Linked DNA regions of Homo sapiens: region 1 is linked to region 2. A link is an interaction called in ENCODE POLR2A ChIA-PET data of the cell type or tissue named here. Cell type or tissue: PC-3. All regions are shown on one strand.

The links. ChIA-PET counts read pairs that join two places held together with the same protein. Peaks named below come from ENCODE experiments on the same cell type or tissue, not always from the same donor. Only the 100,000 strongest peaks of a DNase experiment are listed, where the experiment ranks them.
Region 1: POLR2A ChIA-PET joins it to region 2 with 5 read pairs; 6 of 35 experiments call an interaction of 5 or more read pairs at or near these places.

The regions. Positions count from the first base shown.
Region 1 is chr9:16,669,112-16,674,111 of GRCh38, forward strand. All of the region lies in intron 3 of BNC2 (basonuclin zinc finger protein 2), which reads right to left. Among named protein-coding and RNA genes, the nearest start is that of BNC2-AS1, 55 kb to the right of the region's middle. In PC-3, no CTCF peak of the experiment used is centred here; a DNase peak (open chromatin) is centred at 2,640; H3K4me3 peaks cover 2,268 bases; H3K27ac peaks cover 3,292 bases.
Region 2 is chr9:16,606,055-16,611,054 of GRCh38, forward strand. All of the region lies in intron 3 of BNC2 (basonuclin zinc finger protein 2), which reads right to left. Among named protein-coding and RNA genes, the nearest start is that of BNC2-AS1, 120 kb to the right of the region's middle. In PC-3, no CTCF peak of the experiment used is centred here; no DNase peak of the experiment used is centred here.

The sequences.
Region 1 (5,000 bases), 63 kb after region 2:
CTCAGAAACCACATTTGACATATTTTGGTTATAATGTAACTATAAGTTGCATAATATTGTACGTATTGATTGGAGCCTGAGAATATAATGGAAAGCAACTGCCATATATTGAAAGTGACCAACCACAAGATAAAAAATTGTTCCTGAAGAGCCCACTAAGGGAGTAATTTTCCTTATAATCTAAAACTCCTTATCCTCTAGATGGAATATTCTATCACACCCCCAGGTTACATTTTGCCCTAAAGGTGCTAAGGTATGTTAACCTCAAATAATCCAACTATCCAACTCCCTCAGATCAAGAGAAAGTTCTAGCAGAGTAAACTAAATTTTTCCTTTATTGAAACAGTACTGGCTATTGTGAATTGGAGCAAAATAGCAAATGAGATGCACATCTCACTAGACAGCAACTTCCAATTGGTTGAGGATCTTATAACAGTTATAAATTCTTAGTAGAATCAGGCCCTCTGTTGTTTCTCTGTCCTGGTCTTTTACCTTTAAAATACAATAACTTATTGAGGGAATTAAAGTATGTGAGATACTATGTTATGCATTGGCAAGGTGTTCCTTCCATCTACCTGCACAAATAGAGAACTACTTCTTCTCTAACTGCTTAAATTATCATTCCTATAAGCAGTACATATTTCTTTAAACAGAAACAACCAGAAAGAAATCAGATACCACGGAAAAAGAAATGAAGATCAGCTCATCCACTTATAAGAAGCAAAAACGTGTTAGAAACTTGAACTGCAGCTTAGAGTGGACGGTAGGAAACTTTGATGTGGTTTCATCTCCTCTGCATGATACATGATAATAGTTAACCTTATAATTTGTGGACCATGACTCCAATAAAAATATGTAACTACAATTTAAAAACATATAATAATTGTGTAATTCAACTGCTTTTGTTAGAAGTTGGTTTCTGAAACAGATTCTTCTATCAAATAAGTACTGAAAGCATGCATAATGTTTCAATCCCACTGGGTACTATTTTTAGTTTTTCCTTACACTCTTCTCTAAATCTTCACTGATCTATCATATGTCATGGTTTAATAGAAGCATTAACTATACCTATTCGGGTTCCTAGGACCATTGGAAAATGCCAGTAAAGATTTGGGTCTACTTTTGAACATCTGAAAGAGCCAAATTACCCTGTGGCAGAATTCTGCTAAATACCTCTATTTAGAATATACATATAGAATATAAACATAAATAAAATATATTAGAGACAAGGTCTCACTCTGTCACCCAGGCTGGAATTCAGGGCGCGATCATAGTTCACTGTTCCCTTGAACTTCTGGGCTCAAGTCATCTTCCCACCTCTGCCTCCCAAAGTGCTGGGATTACAAGCATGAGCCACTGTATCCAGCCAATTTAAGAAGAATATTAAGAGTGGCTGAATAGCTGACAACTTTCTCCCACTCCAAAATCAAGGACATAGGATATAACTGTTTTATGCTTTAGTGTGGATAAAGCAGTAGACTTGTGTTAATAAAAGGGAAATGCGTTACCTATTCTAGATCATTCTGGTCCTAATGGTGAATGACCAATGTTCCAAGAGGTAAGATAAAATTATTGAAGGAAATGCAAACAATCCCTTCAAGTAACAAAGTGATGGTAAAGGTATACGTGAACTCACCTGAGAAGTACACTACAATAAATGCAAGAAAAGAGAAATTCAGAACAGCAAATACTCCAGAGCTCTCTATGCTTTTAGACCAAAACCAAAAACAATGTATGGGTTCCTTGGACTACTTAAAAATCCTCTCTGTCACGTCTCTTATTCTAGCCGCATGAACCAACTTCCCCCACTGATCGCTAATTAGCACCTTCCCCTGAGCTTGCCCCACCTGAGTCATGCTTCCTGACAACCTGAAGACGCACATGCACAAGCCAAAAAGTGTGGGAAGTTCATGCTCAGACGGCCATACGGATCAAGGGAAATGAGAGCCAATGGTTAAATATTTCCTCAGAAGGCCTCAGAGAGAATGAGAACCCATCAGTTGTGGCACTGATCATCTCAGTAATTCATCTTTGTGTTGGTTTTCCCTGGTCCTTCATTTCTACTCTAGGATCCTCCCTAAACAAAATGCCTTCATGCAAGTCACTCTCTCAACTGTTTACATAAGGGCCCACATCACATCGGCTCCTCCTAAAAGACATCCTAAAATGTATGGATAAAATAATATGTGATTGCATCAAAATGAACGAAAAGGTGAAGCAATGAAATAACTCACAGGAAAAAGGAAAGGATAAGTGGTAAAAAGAAAAGAGCTAGGGAAGTGCAGAAAGGCTGGAGAACACATCTAGCCTTTCACATCCAAAAGAACAGGCAGCCCATGGAAAAGCCAAACTCAGGAGACAATCTCTGTACAGTGCCTTTACCCCAACATCAGCCTTTACCTTTACCACGAGGGGTTCTGTTTGACAGAAAATTAGACTATATCCCAGAGTTTCTCATCAGCTCTGGTCCTATGCATCACTTCCAAAATAGAAACTGGACATACAGCTCATACTGTTTACTCAGCTCATTGAAGCCTGCCTCCCATGAGATTTGAGAAGCAGGCTCTGGTTGGCAAGTAAAGGAGAGCAGTTGGCCCACCGTTAGTCACCTCTTTAACCCAGAAGGCATCTTGTTTCACCATATGCCTGAACTCCAGTCAGCAGATCCTGGTTTTAACACTGGTTTGACAAGTACTGTTCTGAAAGGCTTACAGAAAACAGACCCAAACTCCACCAAATATATCTACATAGCTCAACAATGACTGAAAATGCAAGTTGCATAATCTAGAACAGAGCCAAGTGTAACAGTGAAAATATACCTGTACATACATTGTAAGGTTGTCTTATGCCACAGTTTCTCTCATTAAGCAAACTCTGAACAAATCATTCATGGGTGATTGGTCACAAATCTTTTAGTGGTTACTGATTCACAAAACCACAGAAATAATACATACTCTGCTAACAGCAAGGGGTGTTGCTATGGCATCACAGATAATCACAGGTGAAACAGGGAGATCTGGGGCACTCCTATGAAGATGAGACAAAAGATCTTTAAAATAATACATCCAAATATCTGACATGTCAAATTGAAAATGTTTAACATTGGCCGGACGCGGTGGCTCATGCCTGTAATCCCAGCACTTTGGGAGGCCGAGGCGGGCGGATCACGAGGTCAGGAGATCCAGACGGTCCTGGCTAACACGGTGAAACCCCGTCTCTACTAAAAATACAAAAAATTAGCTGGGCATGGTGGCGGGCACCTGTAGCCCCAGCTACTCAGGAGGCTGAGGCAGGAGAATGGCGTGAACCCGGGAGGCAGAGTTTGCAGTGAGCAGAGATCGTGCCACTGCACTCCAGCCTGGGCGACAGAGCAAGATCCATCTCAAAAAAAAAGAAAATGTTTAACATCAACTATAGACCAATCCAGAGCAAAAAATCCTAACTGTTCAGGACAAAATGAAATCATAATTACGATTTTATCGTATCACACTCATAATCACCCTATGCATAATCCTAAAAGAACATTGTTCTAAATCCATTCTCTTTATGAGATTAAGTAGGAACAACAAACTCCAGCCATCAGGCTCCATTCATAAAAGGTTTTACAAGAGAGATTACATGTGACATTTTTTTCCTACAATTTATTAGTTACTTTATTGGACACTGTCGCCAAATTCTGCTAAAGAGTAAGAGAACACCATGGAGTAGTGAAGCAATCTAAGAGCAAGGTAAATAAAATCTACATCTTTAACTTTCCAAAAACAAAGTTCTCATTTGGGGACATAAAGAAACCAACTTCACGGAGTCAAAGGAATAGAGACAAGGAAAGAAAGCAGGGTAAACAACACGAAGCAAAAATCCTGAATCAAATAGTAAATAATGACGCTGACAATTTTCCTACGAGCTGGAATCCCTGTTTAGTTTTGGGGGGGTTTTTTATTTTGTTTTGTCTTAGTGTATCTGTTTTCTGCTCTTTAGGTGACAGGAGTGCATTCTCATATAAAAGATAATGAATGATGCTTGCATGTATTAGACATAGACTTATATGACTATAATTACAAACAAAATTCCTCTGCATATCAAAGGGAGAAAAACCTTTGTTTATTCAAGAAATTCCTAATGGTTTCATTTATAAGTAAAACTTTCTCTTTATTTGAGACCCAGTAGCATAGCACAGTATAGCTGGAAGACAGCAGGTAGCTCTTATAATAAACTTTGCACAGTTTTGAGGAAATAACATCTGAAAGCACTTCATTCTTCTAGGGTGAGTAGATGAATGATTCAAAAAGAATAAACTCCCAGGGAACATTCTGAGATTTAAAAAAAAAAAAAACACACACACACACACACACATACAACTGAGAGGTGGAGGCATTCTTGCTAATTAAAATTTCCAGTTCTTATGGTCTTCTATATACACAAGTCCCAGTCAAGAAAGATCTGCAGGATCAGGCCTGTACCGAGAAAAAGTATACCATCATCACATCACATTAATTGTATTATTACTTCACAAGGCTAACCAGCCAGGTTTATACAGAATAGATTAAATAACAAGATAATCTCATAAACAATGATCATTTCATCAGTGTACCAAATAAGTTTGATTTATATCTTTGACTGTTCTAATTAATTTCTGCATCCACATGCTTTAATTTACACAGCCAGACACCTACACTGCAGTAGGGACAGCCATTTTTTTAATGTGTTGAACTCTGAGACGGGTTCATGTTTAGTCTCCCCAGCGTTGCTGTTTTAGTTCCCCTACACTTAAAAAATGAAGTGACTGTTATAATACCTTGCACTAAAATTGAAGCATGCAGAAAGAAAATATTTTATCAAACTCAATACCTATCTCTCTTGCCAACATTTTACATTTAATTTTAGTTGTTATAGCTTTACTCAAACGTACAACTAGAACTGTTCATTCCAAAGTTCTGAACCTGCCTTTTCGGACTAATATTCCACTCAAAGCCTTTTAGATATATAAGTTCATCTCATTA
Region 2 (5,000 bases):
TTAAACAAGCCATTTAGAGTGCCTGCTGCTAGAACAGAAAATAAGGGCTTACAATTTCAATTATGAGCAACATTTGAGTCCTAAGTAAGAGAAGTAATTATAGTATTTATAAACCAGCTTACATGTATATTTAGAACAATGACTTAATTCAAACATGTATAAAAGACAAAAACTTGAGAGAATAGAAAAAATATTTTTTAAAGGATTAGCTTTAAAAGTTAATAATAAAGAAAAAAGTTCACTCTGTCAGAGACTCTGAGGAATGGATTAGAGGGGAGAAATATATAGGCATTCAATTTTATTTATTAATTTATTTATATGGTTTGGCTCTGTGTCCCCAACCAAATCTCATCTTGTAGCTCCCATAATTCCCACATGTTGTGGGACAGACCCATGGGAGATGGCTGAATCATCAGGGCAGGTCTTTCCCATGCTATTCTCTTGACAGTGAATGGGTCTCACAAGATCTGATAGCTTTTTTTTTTTTGTGGGTAGGGGGACGGAGTTTCACTCTTTCACCCAGGCTGGAGTGAAGTGGCGCAATCTCAGCTCACTGCAACCTCCACCCCACAACGTTCAAGCAATTCTCCAGCCCCAGCCTCAAGCAATTCTCCAGCCTCAGCCTCCCGAGTAGCTGGGATTATAGGCTCCCGCCACCATGCCCAGCTAACTTTTGTATTTTTAGCAGAGACGAGGTTTCGCCACGTTGGCCAGGCTGGTCTCAAACACCTGACTTCAGGTGATCCACTCACCTGGGCCTCCCAACGTGCTGGGATTAGAGGTGTGAGCCACCACGCCTGGCCGGCGATCTGATGGTTTTTAAAAACAGGAATTTATCTGCACAAGCTCCTTTGGCCTGCGGCCATCCACATAATGTGTGACTTGCTTCTAAACGGACTAACACATTTATTGAGGCAGGGTCTCACTCTGTCACCCAGGCTGGAGTGCAGTGGTGTGACCACAGCTCACTGCAGCCTCAACCTCCTGGGCTCGGGCGATCTTCCTGTCTCAGCCTCCCAAGTAGCTGGAACCACAGGAGTGTGCCACCACACTTGGCTGACTTTAAAAAAAAAAAAAATTTATAGAAACAGAGTCTCACCATGTTGCCCAGGCTGATCTCAAACTCCTGTGCTCAGGCAATCATTCTGTCTTGGCCTCCCAAAGTGCGTGAGCCACAGTGCGCTGTGGTATCCAGTTTTAAAAAGGGGATTCGTTTTGATAAAAGTAATGCAAAACCTCAGAGAAAGAAAAAAACAGACAACAAGGAGAGACGGAGAAAATAATTAGGGAATGTAGAAAAAAAGGGGTGGTCTTATGAAGTGGCATTTAAAAGAAACACAGGACCAAGTCCACACTTGTAAACTTGGCTGTAACAATTCAAACTCAGTGGTCCTTTAGGCAGGTGGTTAAACTAAACACGTCTAAAGGAAAGAGTTTTGATAACGGCTACACTTTAGGGTAAGTAAACAATTTTATTATATTCTTACAGAATAAATTTTCAAAGCAAAAAAAGTTTTGGTTTTCCTACTTTACCAATCTTGTTTAAAATAATACACAGAGAAATTAACAACTCTACTTGAACATAGCATAGTGTGCTAATGTATTTGTATATGCTACACGGATGCTTTCATTTTCAGATGAGGTTCATTTTAAGTCTTTTTGAAATCTAAGGTGATGTTTTCCTACCCTGTCTAGGCAGTTAAGACTTCCAGATGGAAGGCCCCTTAATACTGTAGTTCCAACTCTAGTGACCTAACTTATAGATTAACAAAATTGATCTCTTTTTTAAAAACACAAAACAGGCAAAATAAATTTGACTCTCCTGAAACATTAATGTGTGAACACAGTTTTTAAAGAGTAAGACAGGGTTCCCAGGATCCCCAATTTACTCTTATGACCAATATGGAGTTCCAGGTATCCAAAAACCCCCATGGTACAAGCATCAGTCACACTGCCAGAAGGGACCACAAAGCACTGTTTAAATAAAGCCTTCAAGAAATTTGAGACATCAAATTTACGTCAGGGGAGGGCAGGCTCAAAAAGAGTAGAAAGCTTGTGATTAACTAAATCTACCCTTATCCTCTACTTTCCATGAGCAGAAAAAGATTCCTTAGGGGTACTTCCTACTTCCTATTTTTAAGTTATTTATTTTCCCTGAGACCCCAATTCCTCACTTGTAACAACTGAATGGTACTACTTTTCACACAGCAATTTTGTACACATTAGAAATATTTTGCTTAAAAAGCTAAGCACAGTGATAGACACAGAGTAAATGGTAAATAAAAACGTTTCTTCCCCCTCCCTCTGTCTCTGTACAGGGGAGCTTCTTTTTTCTTTCTTCCCCCTTCTTTCTTGTCTATTAAACTCCCTGCTCCTTAAAACTAAAAGAAAAAAAAAGTTTATTATGATTATTAATTCTTAGACAAAATAAGCATTTAAAAATAATCAATTTTTTAAATTTTGTTTTAAAGAGATAGACTCTTGTTGTGTCACTCAGGCTGGACTCAGTGGCAAGATCATAGCTCACTGCAGCCTTGAACTCCTGGGCTCAAGGGATCTTCCTGCCTCAGCCTCCCAAGTACCTGGGACCACAGGTGCACACTGTACATTTCCAAAATATATGGCTCCCAGACATACACTTTACATGTTAAAATATGCCCTAATTACTTAATAGATAAGTTGATGTCATGAAAAGATAACCTGACAGGGAGTCAGTGAGATCTGAAAAATAGAGGTACTGTTTCCAAAGCCCGGCAGAAGCATGCAAACTTGAAATAGGCAAAAGTCAAACTCCACTTCCTCTTCCATTACATGCATAAGTTTCAATATGCTCAACATTTCTTCAAAGCTCTAGGTTTCCATATTTTATAATGTTTTTATTATGTACTTAAGGTTCCTAAACATCATACCTTGCCAACCTAAGTTCAGTCTCCTGTACAGGAAGGGATCTTGGGATTTTTCTGTGTTTCTTTAGCACCTAGAACACAGCCTTGTGAAAGATGCGCAACATGGGCTGTTTGAATGAAAGGGGATACAGCAGGCTTGGCTAACTCTGATCACTGATTGCCTAGAGAAAAGTGCACCCCAGGGGACCTTTCGGAGCCACTTTTCAAAGGCTCAGAGAGCTTTTATAACAAAAGTCTCAGACATGAAATCATTACTACAACAAGTATTTTGTGAATGCCTACTCTGTGCTGGGGATTGTATACATAGTATAAAACCCACAGTATCCTCAAGAAGCTTGAGCTGCAAGGAAAGTAAATAAGCAATTTCCAATAGAGGGGGGGAAACCATAGGGTGTTATGATATGAAGAGAAGGCGCACCAACCTAGTCTTGCTTCATGGAGGTGAACTGAGATAGGAATCTACAGGCCCAAAGGTGAAAGCTTGAGCTGCTCCAGGACAACAAAAATTGGAGCTCAGCTGGAAAACAAGCTAAATATGAGCATATAGAAATAACTGCTAAAACTGTGTCCAGCCTGCTAAGGAGAAGACCGAACTTCATCCTTGTATCTCCTATGCTTCCTTATGTTACAGGTAATAAAGGTATGTAGAAGATGGCTACAAACTATTCAGGTACCTGGACAGCAGAATCCCAGGAGTGTGCTTTATGGAATTTATCTATGGGACATATTTCTATTCTAGTTCTTAATTTAAACTAATCTCAAGAAAGGTCTTCTCTGCTGGACTTCCAGAAAGATCACTGATCTTTTTCTTTTTGACAAAACTGTTGCTCTTCCCCCTTGTCTCCAGTAGGTCTTGAATCCCTTACCTGCCCTTCTTACCTTTCCCTTGGTACCCCCTCCTCTCAGGACTCCTGTCTCTTAGTATCCTCCATTTTGACTGAATTGACAATAGAAGAAACAGGTTTGGCTTTGTTTTGCTCTTATTCTTCTCTGCCATCTTCTGTCTGATAATCACAAGCTCTTAAGAAGGCAAATCACTTATGTCCCTTAATACCAAATCATTTGTATCTCATCCATATTATGGATAAATATACCATTATTTCCACAAATTCTAAAGGAAAGGCCCAGCAACATAATATAGATATCACACAATGCAGTGATGAGGGAAGGGAAAAGGGGTGGCAAAAACTGGGCGCACCATGTAACCACAACCAGAAGGATAACAGTACAAGGCAATGTACCTAATAACGCAACTGAAGGAGGATTGCTGAATCCGAAGCATTTTAAATTATGCTCATAGAGTGGCATTTGGGAGCCCCCTTTGCTCATCTAATGGTTTTCATGCCTGCCAGATGCACCACTATAATTAAATTCAGTAAAACTTGAAAGGAACGGCCAGTGAGTAACATCTTTCCTTAAATACCCCCAGAAGGAATCCGAGGTTCCCAACAATGTATGTATGACAAGAAAGCAGACTACAGATACAAGTTTGAAGGAATGATAAACTGACAAAATATTTAAATTACTATAATTTATCAGGGTTATAAGGGTCTATGAATTGAAACAGAGATAGGTAGTCTCTGATCAGTTGGCCCAACAGAATTTAAACGCAATCAGTGAAGAAAATACAAAGTAGATCTTAAAAAACTCCTATCTGCTTTTAAAATGTCATCTACCCTGTGGTAACTTAACTCTCATTCTCATACATGGTATTTCACCTTTCCTTGCTTCACAGTTGAAGAAACGCAACACTCAGAAGATCATTAGGTACATGGAGTCTTTCCAGGGGTACAACATCATACACACACTTAAAATAATTAGTCATGAGTGCATACCCATTTTCAAGATGACGTGTATATAGCAAATTCTGTTGCTCCCTGGCACTTAAAAGAGTTTTTTAATTTGTCATGATAAAGCAAGGAGAAAGTAGCTGTCACTTAGGCTGCCACTGCTGTCATACTTTTTAATAATACAGCTCCTGTAATTACACTGCGGTTCTTTATATTAACTCAGTGAAAGCTTGCTTGGTTTTAGCATGAAAACAATTTATGAAATTATAGAAACAGACTGAACACAGCAGTTCATTTGTTGAAG